Linked DNA regions of Homo sapiens: regions 1, 3, 4, 5 and 6 are each linked to region 2. A link is a loop called in an ENCODE intact Hi-C map of the cell type or tissue named here. Cell type or tissue: chondrocyte. All regions are shown on one strand. Region 1 overlaps LINC01508 (long intergenic non-protein coding RNA 1508). Region 2 holds the start of DIRAS2 (DIRAS family GTPase 2). Region 3 has its middle 190 kb from the start of MIR4290HG. Region 4 holds the start of LINC01508 (long intergenic non-protein coding RNA 1508). Region 5 has its middle 100 kb from the start of MIR4290HG. Region 6 overlaps SYK (spleen associated tyrosine kinase).

What was found. Peaks named below come from ENCODE experiments on the same cell type or tissue, not always from the same donor. Only the 100,000 strongest peaks of a DNase experiment are listed, where the experiment ranks them.
Region 1: it touches region 2 in a loop (5-fold over the local background); 2 of 110 quality-filtered maps call a loop at or near these places.
Region 3: it touches region 2 in a loop (11-fold over the local background); 14 of 110 quality-filtered maps call a loop at or near these places.
Region 4: it touches region 2 in a loop (2.1-fold over the local background); 2 of 110 quality-filtered maps call a loop at or near these places.
Region 5: it touches region 2 in a loop (7-fold over the local background); 11 of 110 quality-filtered maps call a loop at or near these places.
Region 6: a loop joins it to region 2, with 4 times the contacts of the local background. A loop is called at or near these places in 7 of 110 quality-filtered maps.

The regions. Positions count from the first base shown.
Region 1 is chr9:90,315,485-90,320,484 of GRCh38, reverse strand. The region is part of intron 2 of LINC01508 (long intergenic non-protein coding RNA 1508); the gene reads left to right. Among named protein-coding and RNA genes, the nearest start is that of LINC01508, 120 kb to the left of the region's middle. In chondrocyte, CTCF peaks have their summits at 1,765 and 1,980 (motif pointing left); no DNase peak of the experiment used is centred here.
Region 2 is chr9:90,640,079-90,645,078 of GRCh38, reverse strand. It overlaps DIRAS2 (DIRAS family GTPase 2), which reads left to right and starts at 2,255. Exons shown (of 2, transcript NM_017594.5): 1 at 2,255-2,327. RefSeq lists a silencer at 2,267-2,316. In chondrocyte, CTCF peaks have their summits at 1,731 and 1,953 (motif pointing right); a DNase peak (open chromatin) is centred at 2,161.
Region 3 is chr9:90,224,204-90,229,203 of GRCh38, reverse strand. No RefSeq gene overlaps it. Among named protein-coding and RNA genes, the nearest start is that of MIR4290HG, 190 kb to the right of the region's middle. In chondrocyte, a CTCF peak has its summit at 2,256 (motif pointing left); no DNase peak of the experiment used is centred here.
Region 4 is chr9:90,430,346-90,435,345 of GRCh38, reverse strand. LINC01508 (long intergenic non-protein coding RNA 1508) reads left to right here and starts at 1,857. Exons shown (of 3, transcript NR_109795.1): 1 at 1,857-1,915. In chondrocyte, a CTCF peak has its summit at 1,945; a DNase peak (open chromatin) is centred at 1,534.
Region 5 is chr9:90,139,849-90,144,848 of GRCh38, reverse strand. No RefSeq gene overlaps it. Among named protein-coding and RNA genes, the nearest start is that of MIR4290HG, 100 kb to the right of the region's middle. In chondrocyte, CTCF peaks have their summits at 144, 2,092 (motif pointing left) and 2,893 (motif pointing left); no DNase peak of the experiment used is centred here.
Region 6 is chr9:90,868,368-90,873,367 of GRCh38, reverse strand. All of the region lies in intron 7 of SYK (spleen associated tyrosine kinase), which reads right to left. Among named protein-coding and RNA genes, the nearest start is that of SYK, 69 kb to the right of the region's middle. In chondrocyte, CTCF peaks have their summits at 1,948 and 2,161 (motif pointing right); no DNase peak of the experiment used is centred here.

The DNA of each region.
Region 1 (5,000 bases), 320 kb after region 2:
GTTCATTCTTAGTGCATTCATCTCATATATAGATCACGTATCTTATAAAATTGTGGAACTCATTTGTTGTAGGAGACTTTTTTTGTAGATTCCTTGTAATTTGCCATTTACATCATTATGCTATTTACAAATAGGCTGTTTTATTTATTATCTGTAAGTAGAAAAAGTTATAGGTCATTCATTTATTACCTAATCACCTCCTAAAGGCCCCACCTATTAATATTATTGCACTGGGGTCTGGACATCAACATACAAATTTTCCAGGAACACATTCAGACCATAACACAATTAAAAAAAGAGAGACATCAATTTAAAAATTCTTGATAATAGAAGATTGAAGAGATATTATTTAACTTTGAAAAGGAAGTAATTCCACATCTGCCAATATTTTAATGAGGTTCACCAATTGTCTCATTCTTGGTTCCAGGTCAGAGGTAGGAGCTATTGGTCCAGTTTCAATTGTGTGAAATTGGCCAAGTACTTTCACTTTCTGGGCCTTAGATTGTTTTACCTGTAGGTTTCTCTAAAATTGTAAGAAGGTATTTTTCGAGATTATAATTGGAATGTGTAAATTACAAAGAAAACGTAAAGCAAGTTTATGTTACACCAGCAGCTTTTCTTTGGTAAAAAAGAACATTTTGATCAAGCTGTAAATACTATGATTTCTCTATTCCTAAATTTCTTTTATAAGTTTGCATTTTACTGGTAAATTTATTGTATAGGTTTGCATTGGCAAAGTGCAGGTTAGTGACAAATTCCAGTGTACTTTCCAGGGTAATGAAAGCTGTCATTTGTTGATGGAAGCCAAAATAAAAAAGGTTAAGCAGGGATTTTTGAGGTCATTCTATTCTTTTCTTGTTGAGATTGATTCTAATTTTAATGCATTCTCTGCCCAGCTTTAAATATGGCAAGGGATTAAACAAAGTAATATTGATTGTTGCATCTGTGTCCAGGACTTTTGCACTGAATGTCCTGGAACCATGAAAACCACCTTGGGTTAGGACAGCTCACCAGGGACAACCTCTCTTCTGTGGATGATTATTTTATCTTTTGAGATGACTCTAATTTTTTTTTTTTTACGACAGAGTGATAACAATAGCAGGGACCTGTGGCAAAGCCGCATGGCCAGGTGACCAGGGCCCCACTGACAGTGATATTTTGTTGGACCCAGATGGTTTGCAGCCACTGTGAGATGGCCCTACTTTGTTTTATGAGCGTGGAGCTCAGTGCCTCACCCTCCCTGATGCTACCCACCTCTGCTTCCTAATCGCAGATATGCCTCCTCACCTCTCCCTACATAGAGTATCTTAAGGCTGAGTTTGCTTTGATCAAGTCATGCTTATAATTGAGCAGACACAGCCTATGTTCTAATAGGGTGGCCCTTCAACTTTAAAGATTTCTGAGTTGCTGCTTTTCCTCGGCTCAGGTCAAAATGAGTAAACTCAGCTGGTCAGCAAGGAGTTTAGAGTCTGATGGTGAAGAGGCAAGTGTTCAGGGCATGAAAGAGTCAGAAACAAAGGCCAGGACTCTGCCAGAAGGCCCACAGCACACTTGCCCAGTCTCTCTGCCACTGCTGGCTTCCAGGCAAGTGAACTCTGACTGGAGTTTCTTGGATGCTACTTGAATGTGGATTTGGCACCTTTAATTCAGAGCAGCCTCTGCTTACATGCTCAGCTCCACACTCTACCATCCACCTTCCAAATTATTATTATTATTTTTTTTTAAGACGGAGTCTTGCTCTGTCTCCCAGGCTGGAGTACAGTGGTGCAATCTCAGCTCACTGCAGTCTCTGCCTCCTGGGTTCCAGTGATTTTCCAGCCTCAGCCTCCCAGGTAGCTGGGATTACAGACACATGCCACCACGCTTGGCTAATTTTTGTATTTTTAGTAGAGATGGGGTTTCACCATGTTGGCCAGGCTGGTCTTGAACTCCTGACCTCAGGTGATCTGCCCTAATGGACCTCATTTATTAGCTTCTGATCACTGGGCACCCCCTGCTGGAGGCAGTCAGGACCATCCTTCACACCCTGGCAGCTGGGAAACAGCTTCCATCCTCCAGCAGCCAGTAAGGACCTTAGTCGTGGGAAGCCCAACAGGTATGTTAAATTCTACACTCTGTCCTGATCCCAGTTATCCAATTGTATCTACTCCAGATGAAGAGACAATGTTTTTACCCAAAAGACAAGGGCACTGACACTTTACAATGTTACTAGAAAAATAATTAACACTCAAACCAGTTATGCAATTTCTTAAAATTTACATTAAATTTACAACTGATGAAGCTCATTGCATTTCTTTGAATGTTTTCGCTCATTTTAAATTCTAATATTAAGCTATGATAGATGATTTTATTAAGAGCTCAGTGAGCTTACATATTTGGAGAATCAAGATCTTTCCTCATCTAAGATCCGGTAGCAAAAGAAAAAAAAATAAACATGCACAGCATCCATTTGTTAATGCAGGCTCTATGGTCCTTGTAGCAGGAGAGGATGTTATGGGAGCTCTTTTGTTTGACAGGTGAGTCCTATGGATGTGGCAGAGCTATAGTCTAGCCAGAAGCAAAATTGTTCCTATACCATTACATGCTTCCTACATAGTTTTAATCTATGTTGATTCTACAAAGCACATGTTTCCTAAAAAAAATTCTACCATATTTTGAATAGTTATTTGTTTGTTTCTCCTACTGCACTGGGCTATGTTATGAGGCTCATTTCCTCTGGGAATACATGAACCCACCTTATTTCAGCATGTGAAATGCACAAATATAAAGGTTGTTCATCTCTGACAGCCAGTTGGTCATCTAGCGCTGGGTGCTGGAAGTTCTGTGTACCACCTGCTGCATCCCCACGAGGATTTTGACACTGAAGCAGGTAAATGGGTACCAGCCAACATGTGAGGAGTCTTGCCATGATCATCAGTCACAAGGAATTTACGTCTGAAATCATTGGGCTAGTGTGTCTTAAATAACTTAGAGAAGGCTTTCTTAGAGCATTTCTCTGGGATCTATGCATGCAGGGGCATTTGTGATGCAAATGATACATTCCCAAATACATGAGAATTTGTGTGCAAGTTAAGAAACCTCAGTCACAATCACTTCCTTGCAGATGGTTTAAGTCGAGGGTAGAAAAAGAGTGAAGAGGAAATGAAGGTAGAGAGGCCCGCATTTTGTCTAGGAATAGGGAGCAGCTTTTGTGGAGGAGGTTTTGTGGTGGGAGAACACCCTGGAGCCCAAAGGTGAGGGAAAGAGACCCATCTGACTGGCAGATGGAGCGGAAGTTATGGAAAAGGTTGAATCTCGCCTGCAGGTGCAGAAGAGGAACCAAGATAGTTGATCCCTTGATGAACTAGAAATAAAAGAGAGACATGGGAAAAATGAGACTGTGTTAGAAGCGAACAGAAAACCCCCAGGCTCCTCATTTGAGCTGTGACGGAATTCACTGTAGGGGATATATAGCAGCTGAAGTTGCACAGATGCTGCATGTGTTGGGTACAGAAAAGGACTGATTCCTTTTTATTTATTTTTTATTTATTTTATTTTTATTTTTTTAGAGACGAAGTCTCTTTCTGTCCCTAGGCTGGAGTACAGTGGCACGATCTTGGCTCACTGCACCCTCTGCCTCCCGGGTTCAAGCAATTCTTCTGCCTCAGCCTACTGAGTAGCTGGGACTACAGGCACACGCCACCACGTCCAGCTAATTTTTTGTATTTTAGTAGAGACAGGGTTTCACCATGTTGCCCAAGCTGGTCTCAAACTCCTGAGCTGAGGCAATCTGCCCTCCTCGGCGTCCCAAAGTGTTAGGATTACAGGAGTGAGCCACCACACCTGGCCTGATTCCTTTTTAAATGGTGAGAAAAGAATTATGATGAATGATGTGATTGACAGTCTGCTGATAAAATTGGCTCCCTGGCTGGGTGCGATGGCTCATGCCTGTAATCCCAGCACTTTGGGAGGCCGAGGCAGGTGGATCACGAGGTCAGGAGTTCAAGACCAGCCTGACCAACATGGTGAAATCCCATCTCTACTAAAAATACAAAAATTAGCTGGGCATGGTGGCAGGCACCTGTAATCCCAGCCACTCAGGAGGCTGAGACAGGAGAATCGCTTGAACCCTGGAGGCGGAGGTTGCAGTGAGCCAAGATGGTGCTATTGTACTCCAGCCTGGGCCACGGAGCAAGACTCCGTCTTAAAAATAAAATAAAATAGAATAAAATAGGCTCCCAAGTCTACCAGGTTGTCTGTGAAGACAATAATGCCTCGAATCTTATTTTCAGTCATTTAAATATAAAATGGGCATAGTAGAAGAGTCACGAAGCTTTATTATTTAGGGTAATTTAAAAAAATTTACCATTCTAATTGTGACATGAATCTCTTTTGGATTTGTCCTTTTGGATTAAAATACAAAGCATCTAAATTTCACAAAAGTAACAACGCAATCACCTTAGAGACAGAAGAATGAATTGATAAGACCTCTGATTAAACATGGCAGATTGGGCTTCTGAACCTAAATCTGCTTAGATCAAGTAAGGAGGGGAATGTGTAATGCCCACAAAGACAAAGAGCAGGAGAGGAGACTACCCCGGGAAGGCGTTCGGAAATTAGAAATCAGAGGGCAGAATGGTTACTTTCCTACCTGACAGACAGGACTTGCAGAGAGAAGCCCTAAGGAAAGCCGACTCCAGGGACGGGCGCAGTGGCTCACGCCTGTAATCCCAGCACTTTGGGAAGCCGAGGCAGATGGATCACGAGGTCAAGAGATCGAGACCATCCTGGCCAACATGGTGAAACCCTGTCTCTAACTAAAAATACAAAAATTAGCTGGGCGTGGTGACACAAGCCTGTAGTTCCAGCTACTCGGGAGGCTGAGGCAGGAGAATCGCTTGAACCCGGGAGGCAGAGGTTGCGGTGGCTGAGGCAGGAGAATCGCTTGAACCCGGGAGGCAGAGGTTGCTGTGAGCTGAGATCCTGCCACTGCACTCCAGCCTGGGTGACAGAGTGCGACT
Region 2 (5,000 bases):
ACATAGACTGGGTAGCCTATAAAAAACCAAAATTTATAGCTTACAGTTCTGGAGGCTGGAAAGTCCAAGATCAAGGCAGATTTGGTGTCTAATGAGAGTCTGCTTCCTGGTTCATAGACGATGCCTTAGCTCTCTGGGCCCTCTTTTATAAGGGCACTAATCCCATTCATGAGAGCTCTGTGCAGAGGTCCCACCTCTTCAAGTTGGTAACTAGAATGTCAGCATATGAATTTTTGGGGGACACGAACAGCAACTTCACATAAACACGTTGAAATATATGGATGTTTGCATCCCATCCACGGAGGTCCTGTGCCAGTTGTGGCATGAGCTGGACTGGAAATTGGACCTTGTTTTAAAATGTATTTATAGCTCCCCTGCTGATTCTAATGTGCAGGCAGATGTCAGGAGCCCCTAGCCTAGAAGCAAATGGGTCAGGCTCTTAGAAGGATGTAAGTTAAGGGGAAGTTAAAAGAGGAATTTGGGAGCAATCTGCTCCTTCTGGCTGATGAAAGTCTAGGGATTGTGGGGAGTGCCAAAGGGGCCAGAGACATCATATTAAGTGAGTTGCTCCTTGTTTAAATGAGGCCTTTGGGCCTCTGCTTCACATTCTCAGAACAAATAATGATGGCATGTGGCAAAAGGCAGGCTTCTTCTGCATTGTGGGATATTCAGCATAGAACTGGCTCTCTTTATCAGCTCCTGATTTGCTCTCCCTGCTTCCATACTAGCACTGGATTTTTGCTTATTTAATCTTTTTACCCTCCTTTGTTTAGTTCTTAAATTCCATTTTGTCATTTAACCTGATAACCTACATTTTGGTTGTCATGGAAAACAACATCCTGACTTATAAAACTGGAAGGTTGTTTCAGGACCCAGAAACTGCATCAGGCAGTGCTCAGAATCCACTGTCATCATATTTGGAGCCTCCTCTGGGATGGGTTTCTGAGTGGCCATATATTCCTTTGCAATGAAGAGGAGACTGTGGAGGACAGGGTGACCACTCTGCTTTTAGACATCATTAGTGTAGGGGCAGGTTTGTTGAAGTAGCCTTAAATGACTTTAGTAAAAAGAGTGTATTTTTATTTTTATATTCCAATGGCTGTAGGATCAAGGCCAGAATTAGGATGAACTGGGGAATAAAATAAGTTTTCTTGACTATAAGTTGTAAAATGCGTAGTTTTTAAGTATGATTTTTAAAAAGCATATTTCCTGTGAATAGCAGGGCAGAATTTTACTATGGAAATGAACTTCAAAGGTTAACATGTTTTAATTATTTAGAAAGTGAAGACGGGATTAAAACAGATAAATAGGATTCTACAACAAAAATCAAATGTAAAGAACTACAGAATATTAATTTTGCTCAAGTCTTTTAGCATATTTGGTATTACAAAAGAATGAGTAATATAACCAAGAGAAGAAATCTTCCTTCAGTCTGTAGTTTAAACTTAACATGGATCAATGTTATGCTCAAGCACTTTTAAAAATGCCTGCACAGAATTGTTAGCCATTAATATTTTTTCTTGCTGATTCACCTGTTTTTTAATCAACGCGTCTTTGACAAAATTGTTTATCAATGTCAGGAAATAAACGTGGTCATTTGCTTGAAATGCTAATGTGAAACCACTCAGTGAAAAAGCAATTCTAATCCAAGCTTGCCAATGGCGGTGTTGTCATAGGATCCTATTAAATTAGAATATATTAATCTACACTGTGTGGTTGGCTATGGTATGGGGCAGGGCATTTCGTCTGCCTTTAAATGAGTCGGTTTTTAAAAGTTAAAATCTGGAAATGGAAAAAAAAAGTCTATATGGTTAGTAGCGATTATAGTTCGCAATGCGAACAAAAGAATCTGGTTCCCTTTCAATGGAATTATTTTAATTCATTAAATTATCAGAAAATTCCAGTCCTCGCCATCTATTCCAAGAGCATGCAGTAGGTGGCACCTAAAAGCTCTTTGGAGGCGAACAGGCGCCATTTAAGCAGGAGCAGCAGCCTCTGCAGCAGTTGGCACATCTGAGAAGGCAGAGATTGAAGAGAGTAGGAGGAGCGTGCAGCGGCGGTGACAGTGCCAGGCCGGAGCGGCTCAGGCCAGCGCAGGTGCAGGGGCTGCGAGCGGGTGGAGCGCGAGGGCGCTGGGCGCAGGGAGCACGGCCGGTGGGCGGTGCAGGGCGCACGGCGGGCGAGCAGCTGACAGCATCGTCACGGCGGCGGGAGGGAGTGCGCTGCGCCTGCCTCCGGGAGGAGCCGCATCCACACACCCTGCGCTGCCCTGTCCTGCGCGAGTGGAGCTCTGAAGAAGCTCTGAGCGGAGTTGTGTTCTTCCCCAGGTAACCGATTTCCCCCTTCTGCCGTGGCTTCGCTGCGTCCGCATTGGGGCACGGGCGGCTTTGGCATGATTGTTTGCCAGCCCCTGGAAAGGGATTACCGCTCTCAGGGAGGGCGAGTCAGCGTGTACTGGAGTTGGTAAGAGGGGAAGAAATCTGCATTTCTGTATCCTTGTTAGGGAGGGTGAGCATCATGCTGTCCTTGTCTAAAACATGTTCTTTTTTAAAAATCTGTATCTTACGTATTATTAGGGATTCCTTCCAAAACAGGATTTACCGTTTTGGAAAATTCTACTGTGCAGGTGTTTCTGTTAATGTGGAAGTTTAATGGATTTAGGAAAAGAGTAAGAAGATGTGGTCTAAAGTGAGAAAAAAGCCAAGCACGCTAGGGACTGCCGTTTGGTTCGGCATGCTTTCATCCTCGACTCCTTCACTTCATGCGCTTGGCCGAGACCTGTCTAAATCTTTTGTTTGTCTTCTTAAAGAATGTGTTTCATGATATCTACATGTGCTCCTTTCCGCTTCCTTGTTGTAAGAGCAGAAGATGGGCAAGGGGCTGCATCCAGTCCTTAGTTGTAAGACTGTGGTTTCCCATCAGATGACAATGACTGCTGACAGCTCCCAGGCTCGCCTGAAAAGCAGTGCTGGCTTCTGGCGTTGTGGGAACCTGCCTCTCTCCTTCTCTCTTGAAAAATGCTGTTTTTCCTCTTTAAAACTCCAATTCACATTCTATGTGGGTTTGGGAGACTTTTAAACTAGAAGCTCTGTGAATCATCTGTTACATCCATTGAATGCTGGAATACAACATTGTGGTGGAATTCAGTTTCTTCCTACTGTGCAGAGACACAGCTTGCCTTCCCTAGGAATTTATTTTACATATTTGCCCTCGTTATCTTTTAAATGGATCCCTTCAGATGTGAGAAGCTAGTCCAGCATATCAGAACTTTTCTGCTTCAAACTAAAAATTTTCAAAAATATTATTTTTGAGGAAGATTTTCCAGGTAACGCTAAAAGTCTGGAGCATTTTACATTTCAAATCAGTCACAATGTGCTCCATTTCCAGTGACATTTGGATTTGAGGAGGTGGAGGGGGAGGGAGAGAAAAGGGGAGGATAAAATTAGAATAAATTTAACAAATTTGTAGGGGAATCATACTTTTTTTTCTTCTTGGTTGTTGTCTGAAATTGAAAATTGTCCACAATTTTATCTATCTCTGGAAATGCAGGAGGCTTTGTGGGCTGGGGACAGGAAGACACATAGTTCATTTTATAGAAATAAAAGATACAGTGGCAAGGAAACATTTTCATCCCATTTAACATATGGCATTTAATTTGGTAATAGTCCCGGGCAAGCACAGGGAAAGGAAGGAGAAAGGAGGGGGTATTGCTGTCTATACCAAGGCACAGAACTGCTGCTCACACTTCAGTGATCCCTGCAGATGGGAAGTATGTGTTCATGGTTATTGTAGAAACCTCCAGAATCTTTCTTTGTTACAGCTTTAATAGAATTGTTCCTAAGAGGCGACTCAGAAAACATACAGATTGAATGCCAAGTTGTGGAAGTCACTTTTCAGCTTGTGTCTAACAACCCAGCATTCTCAGCAAAGCAGTTTCCTCATGAGAAGAGTGGAGGAGACCTTTTTTTTAAAAAAATTATTTATTGTATGTTGTTCGTATCCTATACACCACACATGACTTTTACTGTATTGGAAATGTATTATTTCAGTGGTAAATACTGCATATCTTACTGAAAAATTAAAACCTTTTAAAAAACAACTGGGGTGCTTTTGTCAAAAAGAGAGTGTATCTGTGATAATAAAAAGTATTGTTCATTCTTCTTCTAATTTGGAGACCAGAGTTGATATGTTGAAAATTAACCTATTTATTTATGCAAAATCATCATTTCCCTGTGACAAATGCCATACATTTTTCCACCAGAGAATTTCTTTGTGAGAGGACCATTCAGTTGTCTGGGGTGGAGTGGTTGCCTGCCAGCTGTTTTAAGTAAAAAAAGTGTTTGGTGTTGATCTGCAACTTTCAATTCAGATAACAACCATCCCCAATTCTCACTCATATGGTGGATTGCCTCTATCTATCATCAGTCTATCTACCTGGTATAAGTATTGACAGTGGACAGATGTCTTTTTAAGAGCAGAACTGATTTGTAGGACACTGATTTTGGTTATGATTTTTCCAGGAAAACAGCTGCTCAATCAAAAGGGAATACGATGGTTCTTATGTTGTCAAAATTGCTGATGGCTTTTTAAGAGTTAAATTTACTAATTCATACATATTTAAACATGAACTGAAAGTTATTTAACTGGTGTCAAATAATGCTTTAGTTTTCATTATATGACATGGCTTGCAAGCCTCTCCTCACTGACGGGGAAGGACTCTATGAAGTAATAAAAACAAATGCTCCCTCATTCTCTCCTTCTTTGCTCTCAGCCACTGGCAAATTTAGGAAAGAGATTCCTTATAGCTGTCTCCTAAATGCAGTGAAGTGTTTTCTTATAAATCTGTACTGTACAATAGAATTGAAATGTGTGAGTCATATGCACAGTTTAAAATGTCCTAATGGTCGTAATGGAAAAGTAAAGAGAAACAGCTGAAATTAATTTTAATGATATAGTTAAGCCAGCATATAAAAAATGACCATTTAGATATAATCCATACA
Region 3 (5,000 bases), 420 kb after region 2:
CGCTTTGATATCTTTCCCAATATCCAGGTGGGGAGAGGATCATATTACTTCCAATGTCGCAGGGTGTGTACACCCCCTCTGTGATCTTGTTGCTAACATCCAGGTTTGGGGAGGACAACATTACTCCCAATATCGCAAGGGGAGTACACTCCCCTGTGACCTTGTTAGTCATTTCCTGGCTGGAGAGGATGATATTACTCCCAATATCGCAGGGAGTGTACACACCTCTGTGAAAATCTTCCTAATATCCAGAGGGAGAGAGGATGATATTACTCCCAGTACTGGAGGGGGTTTACACAGCCCTGTGATACTCTTCCTAATATCCACAGGGAGAGAGGATGATATTACTCCCAGTACCGCAGGGGGTGTACATAACCCTGTGATATTGTTCCTAATATCCAGAGCGAAAGAGGATGATATGACTCTCAATATCGCAGGGGGTGTACACCCCTCCTGTCTTATTGTTCTGAATACCCTGGGAGGGAGAGGATAAGGTTACGTTGAATATGGCAGGGAATGTACACCCTCCCACTCTGATACCCTTCCTAATGTCCAGGGGAAGAGAGGAAAATTTTACTCCCAATATCGCAGAGGCAGTACACCCCACCTGTGATGTTGTTCCCAATATGCAAGGGGGGAGAGGATGATACTACTCCCAATATCGCAAGGCTGTTCACATCCCCAGTGACATTTTTCCTAATATCTAGGGGAGAGACAATTATATGACAGCAAAGGTCGCAGGGTCTGTACATCCTGATATTGTTCCTAATATCCAGGGGGGAAGAGGATGATATCAAATATGAAAGGGGGTGTACACCCCCCACCCCTACGATATTGTTCTTAATATTCATGAGGGGAGACGATGATATTCCTCCAAATATCGCAGGGGTTGTTGACACCCCCCTGTGATATTGTTTCTGGTATCCAGGGGGGAGAAAATCATATTACTTCCAATATTGCAGGTGGTGTATACCCCACCTGAAATATGGCACCGAATATCGAAAGAGGGAGACGATGATGGTATTAATACCAATATCGAAGTGTGTGTACACGTCCCTTGTGATATGGTTTTTAATATCCAGTGGGCGGGAGGATGATATTAGTCCCAACATCCCAGAAGCTGTACACTACCCCTGTGATATTGTCCCTAACTTCCAGAGGGGAGAGGATGATATCACTCCCAATATCTCGGAAGTTGTACATCCCCCGTGATATTGTTCATCATATCCAGGGAGACACAGGATGACATTCCATTGAATTTCACGACAGGTGTACACGCACAGTGTGATATTGTTCCTAATATCCAAGAAGGGAGAGGATGATATTACTCCCAATAAAGCAGTGGGTGTACATTACCCCTGTGTTATTGTCTCTAATATCCGGGGCCGGGGGAGGCGGGGAGAGGATAACATTCCCTCAAATTTAGCAGGTGGTTTGACGCCCCTTGTGGTGTTGTTTTAAATATCCAGCGGGGAAGACAATAGTACTATTTTTGATACTCCGATTCATCCGCTCCACCTTTCCGGAACTCTGAGGCTGGGAGGCGGCATGCAGTTTCCGTGTGATCCCCAATACCTTTGCCGTCTTCTGTACCAAGGCAGCCAAAAACGCAGGCCCGTTATCTGAGCTGATCCGTAAGGACAGTCGAAATCTAGGAATCAGATCTCGAAGGAGCACAGGGTTTACTTCACCAGCTTTCTCAGTTTGTGTTGGATAGGCCTCCACCCACCCAGAGTAGGTACGCCCAAGAACTAGTAAATACTTGGTACCTCCACACTTTGGCATCTCTGTGAGGTCTACCTGGAGATCTTCAAAGGGGACTGCTCCATAAGCTTGTATGCCGGGCGGAACGGCTGGACCTTGCCTCGCATTATGCTCTCGGCAGGTAACTCACCGCTGCCTCAGCATTTTGGCAAGGGCTGACAAATGTGAGATGTAGCAATACCGGCCTAACAACTTTTCCAGTGACTCCTGACCTACATGGGTGATTTCTTGCACAGCCAGTACAACTGCAGCTCCTAGCAACTGTGGCACAGCTACTCTCACATCTGGTAACTGAATCCATCCTCCCTCCGTCACTTGTCCTTCCCTCTACCTGGAGAAAGTCCTTTTCTTCTTTAGAAGAAGTAGGTCCAAGATCAGGTGCTTGAGGGAGCACTGATGCCCGGAAGGGGGCAGATGCTGCTTTTCGAGCCTCTGAGTCAGCGCGGGAATTCCCCAAACCCAGCAAGGTGGAAGCTCGCTGGTGTCCTCTGCAATGCATGACTGCCACCTTGTGGGGTTCCCATACTGCTTCTAATAATTGCAAGAATTCTTGTTGATATTTTCTATGTTTTCCCCCAGAGTTCAATAGGCAGGCCCTTTTCTTTCTATCACGCTCCATGCACTTGAAGGGTTAAAAAGACATACCGAGAATCAGTGTAAATGTTTACAGTCTCACCTTCACTGAGTTCTAAGGCCCGAATGAAAGCAATGAGTTCAGCTTTCTGGGCTGAAGTGGCCTGGGGCAACAATCTGGCTTCAACAACAGTGTCCAGGGTTACCACTGCATACCCTGCATCTCTCTCTCCTTGGGGGTTGAAGAAGCTGCTCCCATCCACATATAGTTCCCAGTCTACTGATGCCCAAGCCTGGTCCCGGAGGTCAGGTCTGCTAGAGTCAACTGAGTCCAACACTTCTACACAATCAGGCTCGACAGGGCTCTCTGATACCGGGAGCAAGGTGGCGGGGTGTAGGGTGTTACAAACTTCAATGGTTATACAGGGATTTTCACAGAGCAAAATTTGGTGCTTGGTGAGTCTGGCATTCGTTAGCGAATGATGTCCTTTAGTATTCATTAAAGTCACCACAGCATGGGGGGCCTTTATGTTCAGGTTTTGCCCAAGAGTCAGCTTATTTGCTTCTTGTTCTAGCAGGGCAGTTGCTGCCAAGGCCCTCAAACAGGGGGACCATCCTTTAGAAACCCCGTCTAGTTGTTTAGAGAGGTAGGCCACCGGCCTCAGCCAGGGCCCCACAGTTTGGGTTAAAAGTCCAGCTGCCATCTTTTCTCTCTCTGATGCATACAATGGAAAAGGCTTTGTCAGATCGGGTAGCCCCAGGGCTGGGGCTGCCAGAAGTTTTTCCTTTAACTCATGAAAGACTTCCTGTTGTTGGGATCCCCATTCCAAAGGTTTCCGGTGCCCGCCCCCTTTGTGCCCTCATACAAAGGCTTGGCTAATACTGCAAAGTTTGGGATCCACAGTCTACAAAACCCCACAGCTCCTAAGAATTCTCTCACCTGCCTTCTGCCCTTAGGCTCCGGTAGATTGCAAAGGACCTGCTTTCTTTCTGATCCCGGGCTGCGTTCGGACCCCTGTGGGATAGTAAATCCCAAGTAAGGTACCTGCCGTCGGCAGATCTGAGCTTTTGTCTTGGACACCTAATACCCACAGTCCTCCAGGTGCCGGTGTAGGGCATCTGTTCCCTTGGTGCACCCGACTGCCATGGGGTGTCCCAGCAGAAGGTCATCAACCTACTGGAGCAACACGCAGCCTAGGTCTCTGGTGGGAAACTTCTGGAGGTCTCGAGCCAATGTCTCCCTGAAGATGGTGGGGGAGTTCTTGAACCCTTGGGGAAGTCCAGTCCAAGTGTACTGCGTAGTGACACCTGACTCCGGATCTTCCCACTGAAAGGCAAACAGCTTCTGCCTCTCAGGGGCTAATCTGATAGGAAAGAAAGCATCTTTCAGGTCCAAGCAGGTGAACCAGATGTCCTCAGCTGGCAGCAACCCCAACAATGTGGATGGGTTAGGTACTGTTGGATGTAAAGTCAGTGTAGCTTGATTAAGCAAGTGCAAATGCTGTACCGGCCGGTAGTCCTTGGTCCATGGCTTGGAAACAGGCAGGAGGGGAGTGTTCCATGGAGACTGACAAGGAACAATAATTCCAAAAGTTCTTAGGTGCTTGAGATGGACCTGGATACCTTGAAGAGCTTCTCTGGGGACCGGGGCCTGTTTTTGCCTAACCGGCTGGGCCCCAGTCTTAACTGGCCAATCCCGGAGGGTTGTCTTCCCCCCGTACTCTTGGCCACCGCTTAGCCAGAGCTGGTCTTCGCTCTTGGCCCGGCTCAGTTAAGAAAAGTCTCCATTCCTCCTCTCGGGGGACCGTAAGGGTCATAATGACTCCCGTTCCGGGTAACTTTAGCAGCAAAGAGCCGTGCTGTGTCAAAGAGAGAGTGGCTCTCAGCTTGCTGAGCAAGTCCCTTCCCAAAAAGGGCAAGGGACAGTCAGGCATGTACCAAAACTGATGAATGACTTTATGTCCTCCTACAGTGCAAGTCCGAAGCAAGCAGAAAGCCTGCTTTGCTGAAACCCCCATGGCTCCGATGACGTCAATAGTCGTTTCGGATAAGGGGGCGACCGGGGCGGTTACTAGCGAATGTTCAGCACCACTATCTACAAGAAAATCAATGTCTCTACCCCCGACTGTCATTCTGACCAGAGGCTCTTTGGGGACGCTTGAGCCTGGTCTCCCTCAGTCCAATAACCCTTCTGCCAGGTTGAGTAGGGCCCCTTCCTCCTTGTCCGGGGCCTCCTGCTCTGAGTCACCTTGTTTTCTTTTGAGCTGAGGGCATTTGTTCTTCCGCTGTCCTATTTCTTTACAATAAGCACACTGGTTACGCTGCAAACTCTGACAGCCAAGCTGAGTTTCTTTCCCAGGGCCCACCTTCCCTTGCCTCTTTGGGGGGGCCCCTCTGATTGCCACAGCTAACAAACAGGTTGGTGTTTTGCCGGGCCTGACCTCCATTCTCTTTGCTGTTTTCCTTACTGCTTACTGCATCCCTGCTTACAAACACCTGGCTAGCTATTTCTAGTAATTGTGATGTATTCATCCCTGCAAGCCCAGCCTGTTTCTGCAATTTTCTTCTCATGTCTTCTGTGCTTTGACAGACTAAAGCCATGTTAATCATGCGCTGATTTCAGGGCTATCGGGATCAAAGGGAGTATACATACGATAGGCCTC
Region 4 (5,000 bases), 210 kb after region 2:
GCACAAGCTTAGCCTTGGGAAAGAGTTCTGCAAGATGCTCCCTTTTTGAGGACTGGGAAATTCATGTGTGGGAGTAGCGGAGAGCAGGACACCAGGTGCTGCTTGATCAAGATGGCAGTAAACAGATCATCAGAAGTGAGATTTTATTTTTCCATTTTAAGGAGTTTCATGTATGTTATCTTTCAATAGCTCTCAATTCCGGGATGCTCTGCTGCTCAGGGAGCACATCAGATTTTTGGTTATTTCAGTGACTGGAGAGAAATTCCTGGCATATACTGAGCAAGATGCTTGCTAATAAGGCTTCAGCATAGAAAAATAGTCCTGCCATAGAAAGACTACTGCTGCCCGAAATGTTTCCCTCGACAAACTCTGATAGATGAACAAAATTTAATTTCTTTTAGTTGCTTGACATAAACCTTGATCTTTTAATGGTCTTTCCTGCTGTCAATTTTTTTGAAATAACAGAAGACTGAGAGCATTTATAGAAATATTTAGTTTTATGCAGGTCAGAAGCACTGTGCTATGCCAGGAATCAGTGAAAAAAGAGAGAAGTACAAAGCCTGGTGCTTTTGCTGTCAAACACAGGTCCTCAGCTGAAGCATGAAATTATCAAAATTGTTTTTTTCCTCTTTCATCTTCATTTATTTACATCTTCAGAGAATAGAGACAGTTTCTGAAATTTTCTTGTGAATACCAAAATTTTATGTTAATAAATAAATAATACGCAAATAAATAATATCCACAGTAACCATGCATACGGCAAATTGATTAGTAACTGTTTTCACATTGAAACCAGCTATAATGAAAGAACTGATTATCATTAAGTATTCAATTGCTTTTAGTATTTGAGATATCGGATGTTAGAACTAAGCTTAGAAGTCTAGTTTGGTAAAGATGAATCATTTTTTATTTATTCTTTCACTTGCTGTTTTCCCTGTTTATAACAATTTATTTTCCTATTCTTCTTAATGTTCTTGTATGTCTATGATCGCTTGTTAGTGTGCTGTAAATTTTTAAGAGTGTAAAGAATATAATCTCATATTCTAAGGAAATGAGGAATTGTGTAAAATTGGTTTTAAAAACTCATTGACCTTTCAAATTACTTTTGAGCTCAGAAGTAGAATTGGCTATAAGCGTACACTCCTTTTGGTCCATTACTGAACCACAGTGATGACTTGTGCAATAGAATTTTAGTTCCGGGATGACCGTTTGAAATGATTTTACCCATCTCCCTCATCGCATGTGTGATATCATTCGTTCTGCATGGAAAGTTGTGTCTAATCAAACTATTGGATTTCTACTTTCCTGATTGGTAACTCCAGGGAAGAGATTTCCCATGGAGCTGGGTGGAGGTGAGGATGGGGGGATGTTTTCAGGATGAAACTGTTCCACAGATCATCAAGCATTAGATGATTCTTAAAAGGAGCACGCAACCTAGATCCCCCGCGTGTGCAGTTCACAGTAGGGCTCCGCTGCCATGAGAATGGAATGCCTCTGCTGTTCTGACAGGAGGCGGAGCTGGGCGGTAATGCTGGCTAGGCTGGGCTGCTCACCTCCTGCTGTGCGGCCCGGTTCCTAACAGGCCACAGACAGGCCCGGGGTGGGGGAGGGGGATCCCTGCTTTAGTTGAAAGGAGGTGAGTCCTTATATAAATAGAAACTAACAAGAGGAATCTTCAGAAAGTGGGAAAGCCAGTGAAGCTCGACAAATGACCTCGGGGAAAACGTCAGCATTCCTCAAAACCCCTCCCAGCACAGTAGTGCACTCCCAGCTCCCTGAGGGCCTGGCTCTAAGTCTGAGGAAACACACTCTCTCTCGAACTTGAACTTGCCAGAGAGAACTCAGGCACTGACTGTGACGACGCGGGTGGGGAGAGACTGTGCACCTACACGTGTCACTTCACAAAGGCCTCCAGGTAACAAGCACAAACCTGAGTCCCAGGAGGAAGAAGAACGGCCCCTGGGTTTTTTCGTTTGTATATTTGTTGTTGTTGTTTGCTAAAGAGCATATGATTTGTGAATTGGCAGTAAGAGAGACGGAGGATTTCTTTTCGGAGTTCCACCCTGAATACAGTCCTCTCAAAGGATGACTTAGACTGCTGCTGTGAGAGCTTGAATTTAATCACAGCCTCTGTCATCCTACTCCACCTTCAGGATGAGACCAGGTCCTTCTGAGCACATGCAGTGCCGTGCATGTGTGTGCGTATGTGTGTCTCAGTCATACAGGCCTAAGTCAAGGGATAACGTTACTCCTAATCTGCTTGTACACCTCCGCCCGCCTCCTGACCAGCGTGGTCTGTTTTGCTAGTCTAAATATCCACAGAGAAAACTGGTTCATGAGGAAGAATATCTGTTTAAGGCAAACCCCTCTCCACCCCCATATCAACCCACTCAGCTTCTCCGCTTTATGGATAAAAACTTAAAATGGAGGCTTTCTGTTAACTGCTTTCAGTCTTAAGGCAGAAACAACTCCATTTCATACATTTGGAACTTGGCACTAGCATCAAAACTGGGTCAGGGAATTTAAGCCTAAATCAAGGACCCAGCTCGGAAGCTTAATTTTAATAAATCCAGATTATGGGAATAAATATCAATGTGTATTCACTCAAAGATGAGTGTCTCTTTATAATTAAAAAATATCAGATTGTCACAATACATAGTGTTGTTTGATTTGCTATAGGTATGTTTGTATTTAGGAAAATTATAAAGTCATGGACAAAAAGAATCCCAGCCAATCTGCGATATTTATTACATCTCAGGGGAATGGGGAGTGTTCACCTAGTTTTTAATTTTGAGAAGATTTCTCAAATGCTGTTATTGATGCATCAGATCTTTGCCTAATGCAGGTATTACGTGACCTGATTGCATTACTACTAGTATTATATTAATTTGGGGAAGAGAAAATAGACATCAGATTTTTGTCTAATCATCACCTATGAGAAACTTTAATACCATGAGTACACTGTATATCTGCTTATGTAGTGTACATGTCTGTGCTTCATACGAAAAGAAAAAGACTAAGTACAAACCTTACTAATTTTATTCATTGCCAGGTTAAGAATGACTAAATAAAATGCTTAAGTTAAAACTTAAAATTAAAAGCTATAACATTTAACTTTCTCTTTTTAGCCTAATAACTATTAATGTAATTTATTGCTTTATACAAACTGCAATGGATCACATTGTTTATAAATATATAATAATAGCAATGTAATATACATTTTAAACATCATTCATAACTGCTTTTTCCCATCAAAGGTGAATAATTGAAAAATTAATTTCTTCAAAAATTTAGTGAAGTTAACTTTTGCTTGATAAGAAAAGATACTTTTTAACTATAATTCATCACTGCTTTTTTTTTAGCACTTGACATAGTCAACAATGAGTTGAATAACATTTTTATAATTAAATGATAAAATACAAACAATTACATTTAATTCCCAAAGCCTAAGTCACACATAAAATCACTGAGATCATGTGAGAAGCAATGCTTACAAGGTGACCAGGGCAGCCAACAGCACAGGCCAGCTCTCCCCATGTGACTTTGAAATGGAGCAAGGGATGGAGAAGAAGCCCCCTACTCATGGCCATTTGCCACATTTTTGTAACATGACCTTGGATACGTTTTGGGTCTCTGCCAGGAACTCAGTGTCCATGCTGCTTTTGTGATATCTAAGAAAACTCAATAGGAGAAATTAAATACTAGAGAATAAGGTTGGTTCTCCTGCCTTAGTCTCCTGAGTAGCTGGGATTACAGGTGCCCACAACCACGCCCAGCTAATTTTTGTATTTTTAGTAGAGACGGGGTTTCACTAAGTTGGTCAGGCTGGTCTCCAACTCCTGATCTCAAGTGATCCACCTGCCTCGGCCTCCCAAAGTGCTGGGATTACAGGTGTGAGCCACCACACCCTGCCAGAGAAAATAAGGTTTTGTTGGGTAAGGTTGAGCTTTGGAGAGCCACAAATAAATATCATATCTAATAATTTTTTTGCTTCCGGAATTTTTACCTCCTAAGGAGTGATATTGCCTCTATTGAAAATGCATGCTGTAGTTATATTTATGTTATAAAACTGGAGTATTTTGATTTCCTTCTTTTATTTATCACATAATTATATTACCACTATTCTTAGATCAAAAGGAAGATTACTTGAATCTTCTATACTTTTCTACCTCAAAAAATGAAGCAAACAAACAAATTAGATCTGTTTACTTAAAAAATACTGTTTGGGACCTTGAATTCTGTCTTTTTCTGAATTACAGTCTATTGATTTAAAGCACAAATCTTCACCTTTACTTTGGAGTTGCCAACTACTCCCTAAGAATTCTGGAGCATCTCATCAAACCATTCCATTTCCTGAACTATTAAACTCCAGTGCCTCTCCTAGAATACAAACCCTCAGTTTTCCAACCTTAAGCTCACTTATTCTCCCTGTCCTTTTGTTCAGAAGGCCCTGGGCAGCCACATTTCCTTCCTGCCCTGATCCCATTAGTTTAACACTGGACCTGACTGTTCCCAGAATCCTTAACTCCCTCAGCACCTTATTTCTGTACTGTGCTCAATTCTACGAATCCTGATTTCATACCAGCGCTATCATCTGTTGCTTCATGGCAGTTAATCCCGAGAGAAAATTCTACAACTCTACTAAAAATTTACGTTTCTAGACTTGGTTGGGGCCTCAAACTACTAGTCCATCTCTTTACTTGTCCATGATTCTAAAGCTTTTTTACTCTAAAACCATCCTATTATAAATGGACACATGTATAAATGTATTAGATTCTCACTACAATTGTTGAGACAGATACCATTTTAATTGCTTTTTACAATTTTTATACGGAAGCTGGAGCACAGAAGGTGTGATTTACCCAAGGTCAAACAGCAAGTGACTGCCTAATGAGACTGGACTCCAGGCAGTCTAATCCCAGAGTCTATGCACTTAACTACATTGCCTGTCTAGCTACTGTTTGCCCAACTTTTAAGTAAATAGATCAACATATGCAACA
Region 5 (5,000 bases), 500 kb after region 2:
AGCAAATGAAATATCATTAGTCATAGGAAAAATCAAATTAAAACCACAATGAGAGGGTAGTATGCACCTAATACAATGGCTCAAAGTAAAAGCACGGACCACACCACATATTGGAAGAGGTAAAGGAGCTGGAACTCTCCTGCTGGTAGAAATGTGAAATAGTATAACTGCCATCAGAAACTTTCTGTTGATTTATGAAAAGGTTAAATGTTTCACATTGTTAAAAAGATTCTACATGTAAGTGAGATGTAATGTTTTTCTTTCTATATAAAAAAATGCAAGTATACAGAGACAGAGAACAAAATAGTGGTTACCAGGGGCAATGGGTGGGGGGCAGGGAGACATGGGGGTCGGGGGAGTGGTAATGGGGAGATGTAGGTCAGAGGATACAAAGTAACAGATATGTAGGATGAACAAGTCTAGGGATCTAAGGGAGAACATGAGAATTATAGGTAATAAAATCGTGCGATATATGGAATTCATGCTAAATGAGTAGATTTTAGTTGTTCTTGCCATGCACACACAAAAAAATGGGTAACTATGTGAGATGATGGACATGTTACTTTGCTTCAGTACAGTACCCTTTTTACTGGCTATATGTGCCCCAAAATGTAATGTATATCTTAAATATGCACAATAAAATTTATTTTTAAAAAAATTGAATGTGCACTTAATATATGATCCCTCTCCAAAGCATTTCCCTCAAGGGCAAAAAAAAAAAAATGGGTTTGTACAAAGACTTTCACACAAATACTTACAACAGCTTTTTGTAAATACTAAAAACATTAGAAGCTATCTAAATGTTCATCAAAAAGTGAAAGGATAAACAAAATGTGCTCTATCACACAATGACACAAAGGAATGAAATATTAATACATGCAACCATAAATGAATCTCAAAAGTGAAAGAAGACAGACATAAAAGTATATATGTAAAATTCTAGAAAAGCAAAATTAATTCATAATGAAAGAAAACAGATCAGTAGTTCCTTGGCCATGGAAGTAGGAGAAAGGAGGGAGGTACAAGGGGTACAAAGAGGTACAAGGAAAGTTTTTGGGGTGTAGTTATGTCAGCAATCTTGATTACGGCGATTGATTTATAGGTGTGTACTTCTGTCAAGGCTTTTTAAATTGTACACTTTAAATATATGTAGTTTCTTGCATATCAATTATACCTCAAAAAATTATAAAACCATAAAAAAAAGCACTGGGAAATTTTCATTTGCTAGTTTCTAATAATCACATTTTGAAGGCAAGGGTGCTTACCAACAGGGATTTTGTAAAACAGCCACAAAAGAGAGCACTATGAAGCTTTAAAGAATGATAAATATCTCTAGACTTCCACTTGTAACTGTGATAAAATAGGTTTATCAGATCACCATTGCCACCAGGAACAACCAGAAAACCTAAAATGAATATGTGTCGTTCATATATTACACAGATGTTGATACATAGATTCTATCCATCTATCTCTATATATCTATCTCTAGACAATGATGATCTGATAAAACTTATTTTATCATGGTTACTAGTGAAAGTTTAGAGATATTCATCATTTTTAAAGCTCCATAGTGCTCCTTTATTGGATCCTACCATATCTTTAAGAAGGGAAATTGTAATTTTAATACCTGTACTACAGAGAAGACATATTGTAAGCACAGATATTAGATTTTCTACTTAGTATATGTGTAAAGCCCTTGGGTCATGGTAGGAGGAACAATGCCTCACAAAAGACAGAAAATATGAGCTTGAGGAGGCCTGACTAGGAATGAAGACCTCGACTCATCATTGCTCTCGGGTCCTCACTAGGAAAGCATTCAAACTCCTACCTAAGCCGGCAAACATAAATGTAGCACAGCCAAGTGTTAAATTTTGAACATTTTCAACTTTCTGTACTCCCGTGGATGGATTCCTGCTAAACCATTGCATTTTCTTAACTCTGAGCATTGGCTGTTTTTATTCTTAACAACTTCCTTACAGCATACGTATGTCAAATTCAACCATTGCTTAGAGAGAAATCATGGCAAGAAAAATCAACATTTCTTCATCTACCTCTGTTTTATTCTAGGGCGCCATCTGCTGGCCAATACCTTTCTTCTTACTTTCAAAAATTGTTCTGATTAATGACACTGGGCAAATTCACAAAGAAGAAAAATTAGTTTGGTTGAGTCCATCAGCGTCCATCCAGGAATCTGGCCAAGCTGTTTTACCATTACCTCTTTGGAAGTAAAGTCAGAAGACTAAGACTCCTTAACGAGAAAAAGACACTGATCTAGATTTGGCGAGGGTGGCGGGGAGAGGGGGGTGGGAATGAGAGGCAGGGACCTCTCAGATATAGCTGTGACAAGCAGGTACATGCTTCATCCATTTTGTAAACAATGCAACAGATCAAGAGTCCTAAAAATGTCCATTCCTTTTGATTCTCAAATAAAATTCTGTGAATCTATCTTTCAAAAGGCCAGAGATGCGGGCAAACAGGTACATGTATGACTATAAATGTCTTATTTATAAAACCTTCACTATATCTATGGAGATATAGAGGCATATACAATATACATCAATTATAATTTTATATTACAATTTTAAAGTCTTGAGAATAATGTAGAAAAATGTCTAGGATACAGTGGTAGGTAAAATAAATTAGGGAACTAAACGATTTTTTAAGTATGATGCCAATTAACTACAAAATATATGAATTTAAAATAAATTGCAGAGAAAGAGTGGTTAGCTATGAATGTGGTATAGGCATTACAGTTTAATTTTAGTTTGTTTATCTGACTTTTGATATTTCCAAAAGGATATATAATAAATATTTTCCACTTTTGTAAAAACTCATATATTTAATGTGAGCCCGTTTACATTTGAAACACGTTGCAATGGTATGGGAAAAAGAAAATTGCATACTTTACTTCCACCTAGTGGATTTAGGAGAAGTTGCAATCAGAAACCCAACGCTTTCTTTAAAAGGTAAAACATTTAAAAACAAAACCAAATGTAAGAGCAGAGAGGATAGTGCAGAAAAGGGGAGAAGAGGGGAGGGAAGGGGAAAGGAGACTCAAGGTGGGCAGGAGAGGGGAAGGGAACAAAAAAGGTCATGTGCGCAGCGGCTGTATAGAAACATGCAAAATCTAAAAACATTAACATTTTAAGCAAAATGTCACCACTGGTATTTATACAGATTAAACAAGCTCTGTTTAAATAACAAGTCTCAATACATCTTCTTTAATATGATACTAGATTACCTCTACTTGTTCCGTCCGCAACCCCCAGCCCCCACTATCCAGCAACTGCTCCCTACTGGCTGCCCCAGTCTGCCCAGGCCTAAACAACAACGCCCTGCTGCCTCTGTCCTGACCTGTCACTTTTTGCTGGGGTGCCTGGCCTTCTTCACATCTCCTTTAAATATCCTGCTGCCCGAATGAGTTTTCTTTTGAGAGTTCTCTGTGCCCTTAAAAAGATCAAATCTATATTCTAACACGAATCCTTTCAAGTCGTTCCCTTGTTTAAAAATCCTCAAATGGTTCTTGTCACTGAAACTAACATCTAAATTCCTTAGAGTACTATCAGGGGCACGGGATGACCTCAACCTTGTCTCCGTTTGCAGATCCACCTCCCTTTACCCACGGTCCCCATCACAGCAGGCTCTCTCCAGCTTCAGGTGCTTGCCTGCGCTGTGCACTTTGCCTGGAATGCCTTCTCACTTTACCAACTTGTCATACCCCTGTGCACAGGCACCTGCTCCTTTGTGAAAACGAGTCACCTGGAGAATTGTAGATGTATCTATAATGATGGAACCCTAAGATATGATCTTTCCAATGGCTAGAACTAAGGGAAATTTTATGTGCATGTCTGTATCTATATAAAGATCTATATCAAGATCTACATGTATACTGACAGAACTAACTTTGGAATTAGAAGCTATGCTGCTGACAGGTTACATATTTCTGGAAAGTTATTTGCTAATTAGTGCCAGATATGATGTTAACATATCTGACAAAAAAAAGTGCGTTTTTTTTTCTTTATACCTGCAGGTTTTACACTTGGCTTAGAAATGAAAGCCAAGGTTATAAATTTGAGTTATAAGTACCTGACCGGGGAGAAAAACACAGAAGTGTTCAGAGAAGAAGGATGAAAACCAGGAGCCGAGAGTCCTAAGAACCAGGGAAGGGTTCCATTAAGCAGAGAGGAAGTGGTGATCCATGACAAAGCCAGGGCCCAGGAGGCAGGGCTGAGAACTCTGCACTGGGCAGCTGGTGGCATGCACAGAGAGAGGAACCTGGCAGAGAGATTAACGCAGGAGCAGATTCAGCAGGATAGGAGAGCGGCAGCTGAGGAAACCAAGGCAGCCAACGTGGGTCCCTTGCTCAAGAAGCAGGGCGGAAGGAAACAGTTCCCTTCCAGGCTGAAAGGACTATCTGAAAGATCAGGAAGAAGAGCAGTCTCTGGCCCGACTCCACTCCTCTGTCAGGGTGGGATGTGCAGAGCTCAGTGTCCCCCAGCCCTGGCTTGCAGGGGCAGGGGCTGTGCCAAGGTGGGGGCCACAGTGAGTGTAGGCAGCTCCAGAGTCCTGCAGCCCAGGCCTCAGCCCTCTGCCCAGACCCAGGCACAGCTCATAACTTCCTTGAGATTTAAAAAAATAAAAGGCCCCTGAGGGACACACAGAGTGTGTGAGGTACACTTACTGCCACCACCAAGGAAAAACAGTGAAAGAAAAAAAAAAAACTTTTACCTCTCTACCCCAAAAATGTCTTCCTTCCTTAGTATTCTCCAATCTTCACTCCCTTCACCACTGAATAAGAGGAGTGAAGACAGCCCCAAGAAGCTGCACATGATCTGTTTAAACAAGAGCTCGCTTGAAATTCAGAAAGAAGCCAATGGCCTTTAAAAAGCCAAACAACCGGCCAGCCTCCGTGGCTCATGCCTATAATCCCAGCACTTTGGGAGGCCGAGGCGGGCGGATCACCTGAGGTCGGGAGTTCGAGACCAGCCTGACCAACATGG
Region 6 (5,000 bases), 230 kb before region 2:
ATTCAGATGCTTTTTTTTTTTTTTCAGCGTGAGTTGAGTCACAATTCTATGTATTGATTGACCTTTTCAGTGCCCAAACACTGGCCACGAAGAAATGAGATACTGCCAGATTATGGAGAAAGTTACAGAAACAGAGACATTAAGCTTAACGTGACAGTCACTTATCTTATGACACACACTAAATCCTCATGTGCCTTATTCATATTACAAGGCGAGAAACCAAAAGCAGAATAATGAGGTCACAATGCACCACTACCGCCACTCAGCCATTGTTTCCAAACACCCGGACCTTCTTCTTTCACACGGTCTGCTGAGCACTTCAGAGGCAGACATTGTTCACCATGGCCCAAGCCTGTTGACAAGGCTAAAGGACATCTGGTCTTATTTGTAAAAATGATGTCGATGGGATCTGTTTTGTCACAGAGTATCTCAGCACTTCTACTGAACTGATTAACAGAAGTAACTATGACACATCAAAAATAAAAATAGAATATAAGCTCAAGGAGGGGGAGACATTTATTCACTGCACTCGGAACTGTGCCACGTCCACAAGGACGCTCAATAAAAATGTGTTGAACAAACACATGAATGAATGGATGGGTGAATGAATGAAAATCACTTCTAAAAACTAGGAGATGTGAAGTATAATCTAATGTGCTTTAAAAATTAGCTCTCTCTCAAGCCTTTATGCTGATGAAGAGAAATAAGAATGAATAATTCCAAATGACAATCTATTTCTTTTAAACATTTACATATGATTACAGGACTGTGCTGTGGTTTCACTTCTGATTTATAATATAATTATCCTGCCTCTGGAAAACTGTCCTGACAGAAACTGGGTGATCCCCTAGGCTTTCTGTCCTCCTCTTTTGCCCAGTTTTCTCCCGCAACCAATTCTAGGCTGAAAATAGTTTTATTTTTTTTAAAGTCTCTTTCAAGGTTAATATTTACTGTCATTTCAACTCCTTTGATTTTCCCTGCAGGCAGGCACATTCTGAGATCCAAAGACAAAACTTGAACAGATGTGGAATTAAAGGATGTCCTCGGACTAGCCATCACTGGTGAGGAGAGGGACCATCACCTCTTCTTGACATAAGACCTCCTGTCCCTCCCACTGAGGACATTATCCTGGGGTTGCAGCCTCTCTACCTCACAGAATGTTCTCCAGACCAGGAGGACTTCCAAATGGCTTGTTCCAATTAAACCAGAACGCAATTCCCTGACATATGAATCCTGCAGGGAAGAATTTTAAAACAGAGATGGGGTTGTCAAAATATGCTGAAAGGGATACTAGGGTGTCAGGAATGAGTAAGAATTAGTAGCGATGGACACAGAGAATCTAAACCCCTGGGCACAAATAATTTATACTCTCACTAGCAGTGTGTTGTTCACCCCTAGTCTATCTTGGCTTATGGATAGGGAAACAGATGGGAGATCTTCCTCGGAAATTAGAACTCCACGTTTATAGCCAATAAAGCTTGGGGCTTCATTTCCATGCTGCCCAACACAGACCACTATGTGATTATAAGCCTTTTAAGCCAAGCCACAAAGAACCCTCATGTCTCTCAACAACCCCACATCAACTCTCTCCTACCCAGATCCCTGGGCTCCCTGCCCCTATCTCTTTCTGGTGACTAACAGGACTGGAGCAAAGAATGATGCCACAACTGGAAGAATGTGGAAGAAATGGGAGGTTTCCTATTGAGTCAGTTAAAAGAACAGTAGTTACTTTATGATAAAGATGAAGATGCAAAATCCATGCTTCATCTTTCCCAAAGCACTTGGTGAATATGCCACTTAGTAGAACAATAACCAAAACAATCTCTAAAAGAAAATGCTCAGTTAAAAAGAAAAATTTGAGGAGTTTGTAAAGAATGAGCACAGTGGCATAATGATAAATTGTAAAAATACTATTCTTAAAAAATGTAATGACATTTAATTTTAATAAAAAATATATTTCCGGTCTACATTACTATTAACCTTTTATTCTTTATGTTTGCATTTGAGAGAGCCATTCTGTCCCAATCAATAAGTGTCATCTGTTCTGCACAGTGAGCAACAAGGTGTAAATGAAATGTTGACCATTCCACTTTCTTCATTTTTGCTAATACTCAGAACAGGCTCAAACCTTCAGTCCACCGCTAGATGGCATTAGCCACCTTCGCTTTCTACCTTCCAAAAGAACAACTGGTGACTTTTCTTTAAATTTTATAAATTCAGGTAAGGATATCACTCTGCAATAATAAGTCCAGTTATAAATTATTATCCCTGATTTCCTATTGGTAAGGTTTAACTGCGAATAGAAAATGTATTTGACAAGCATTCTTTGAGTGCCTATGTTTAAAAGCTGGTGATCCAAAAGTGAACAAAAGAGGAAAAAATTATTGGTCTGTGGAACTGATAGGTCCATTCAGAGTTTCCTGATTCCAGAGTATTGCCAAGTGTCCTAACATCCATTTACTAGATCTTAATTTTTACTCCCAGATTCTTGGGCCATTTTCAAATTAGGCAACAGCAGTAATGCAGATGACAATACAGTCATTAGTCATCACAATAATAGTGACAAAAGAGCCAGCTGGCTTTAGAAATATTGGCTGCAATAAACTAGGTTTGGTTTCCTTTTTTTGGTGGAATTACCCTGGTTCAGTAGACCCCCACAGGCGAGGGCAGACTGTTGGCTGGGGAATAGGCTACTATTAGCTTTGCTCTGAGATCCATGAAAATAACACTTGACCTCTGCAATTACTGTTCTCTTACAGTGAAGATCTAAAATCTGTTCCTTTATAATTATATGAAAACACATTTTCTCAAGGGTCTGGTCTACTAAGGCATTACCAAGCAACAGGGTACAACTTGAGGATGTTTCTTTCTTTTTTCTCTTCCCACTGAGCCCTGTACTTAAATGTAAGTTTTAAAATATTATAATCACCAATGTATGTGTTGGAATAAAACATGAAAAATGGGTTTTAATTGGAAATTCTGGGACACATTTCAGTTTAATCCTCTTAGGGGATGTGCCTTTGAAATGCAAAGCTGAAAAGTTCCCTGGAAGTCTTTTTAGAGATGTTGCTGTTTAATTTCCACCTATTTTCCATAAAAGAAGGATAAGGTTCTGTGCTTAAAGCAGCAGAGAAAGAAATTCCAGGACTAATATTGGGAGGGGTTTAATTCATTTAAAGACTACTAGTTGTATTCTTAAGTTAATTTTGTTTATACTTTATAAGTATGTTACTAATTTCTTTTCTTTTCTTTTCTTTTTTTGTTTTTGAGACAGAGTCTTGCTCTGTCTCCCAGGCTGGAGGGCAATGGCACGATCTCTGCAATCTCCACCTCCCAGGCTTAAGTGATTTTCCTGCTTCAGCCTCCTGAGTAGCTGGGATTATAGGCGTGTGCCACCACGCCTGGCTAATTTTTGTATTTTTAATAGAGATGAGTTTTCACCATATTGGCCAGGCTAGTCTTGAACTCCTGACCTCAAGTGATCCACCTGCCTCGGCCTCCCAAAGTGCTGGGATTATAGGCATGAGCCACTGTGCTTGGCAGTAAGCTACTAATTTCTAAAGACAAGTTTAAAATGCATCAGCCTGTTAGTAATTTTATGAAAAATTTAAATTATCTGATTCATAATCATCTTCAAATCTAAACATACTTTTCATTAACTATCTAGATGCTATAGGTAGTTCAAGTTCTAACATGTATTTTTTGTGCCTGAATTATTAAAACAACTATGTACACTGAGCAAATTAACAAGTTCAAGAAAGTTATTTATCTCTTAGCTAACATGATGGGACATTTGACATAATTCTCACAATTCTTTTCTCATGACTGATTACATAATGGAAAGTTCCCCATTTGTTTGTGAAAATATACATATTAGCTCTAAAATATTTCTGATAAGCAATTAAAATATTTTTAATCTATAGCTTAAACCTTACAACCTTGATCTTTTAAAAATTATCTGTTGATATTTTTGGCCTTATATATGTGTCATCATTAGTAATATTTATTTCCAGTTTCTTATTTCTATAAAAAATTCAATGTATACTTTAAAGTTCTTCTAAACTTAAATAGAAAGCAAACTTTTTTTTTTGCCAGAAAGGTATTTTCACAATATTAATCAGATTAATTACTCTCTACTATTTAATTTTCTGTTTTAAAAAAATTGATTAAAATTTCTTAACAGGTTCAAATTTAAAAAGATACAACAGAGTTTACAATGAAAAGTGGGATTTCTTAACATTCCCATCTCTTACTCCAGAGGCAACCAGCATTGCCAGCATTTTCTGTATTTTTCTAGGATACTGTATACGATATCAACACATTCTGCATATATGTATGTGTATGTGTGTGTTGCAGGACATTGACTTTTACACTTAAAATTATATTTTGAAAACAATTCTAGATCTCAGCTGCCTCCCATAGTAGCAATTTTACTGTAACCAATTTCATTTGTTTTCCATTGATAGGCATTTAAATTATTATCAGACTTTGTCAATTATACAATTTTGGAAAAAACACCTTCACATGTACATGATTTCACACAAATGCAAGAATATCTGTACATACTTAGAAATAAAATTGCAGAGCCTTTCTTACAGATTGCATCATTTCAGACTTCCCCAAGGAAGAGTGAAAGTGCTTATCTACCATGCCTTTACTACAGTGTTATCAAGCTTTTAAAATTTGGATCATAGGTGGACACAGTTAAGCACCATAGTTTTAACTTGCATTTCTCTTCTCATGAAGTTAAACAACATTTCATATGTTTAAGAACTATTTATATTTGCTTTACTATAAACTACTACTGATATTCCCTGCCAATTATCCTAGTAGACAGTTAATATTTTTGTTAATTATTTTTAGAATCTCTTTGTATATTAAAGCTATTAATCTATGTGTCAGCATTAGTGCTACTTACTCCCAGTTTCTCATTTCTCTTTTGATGATGTTATGGTTGTTATCTACACATATACTTCTTTATTTTTAGGTGGTCACTGATA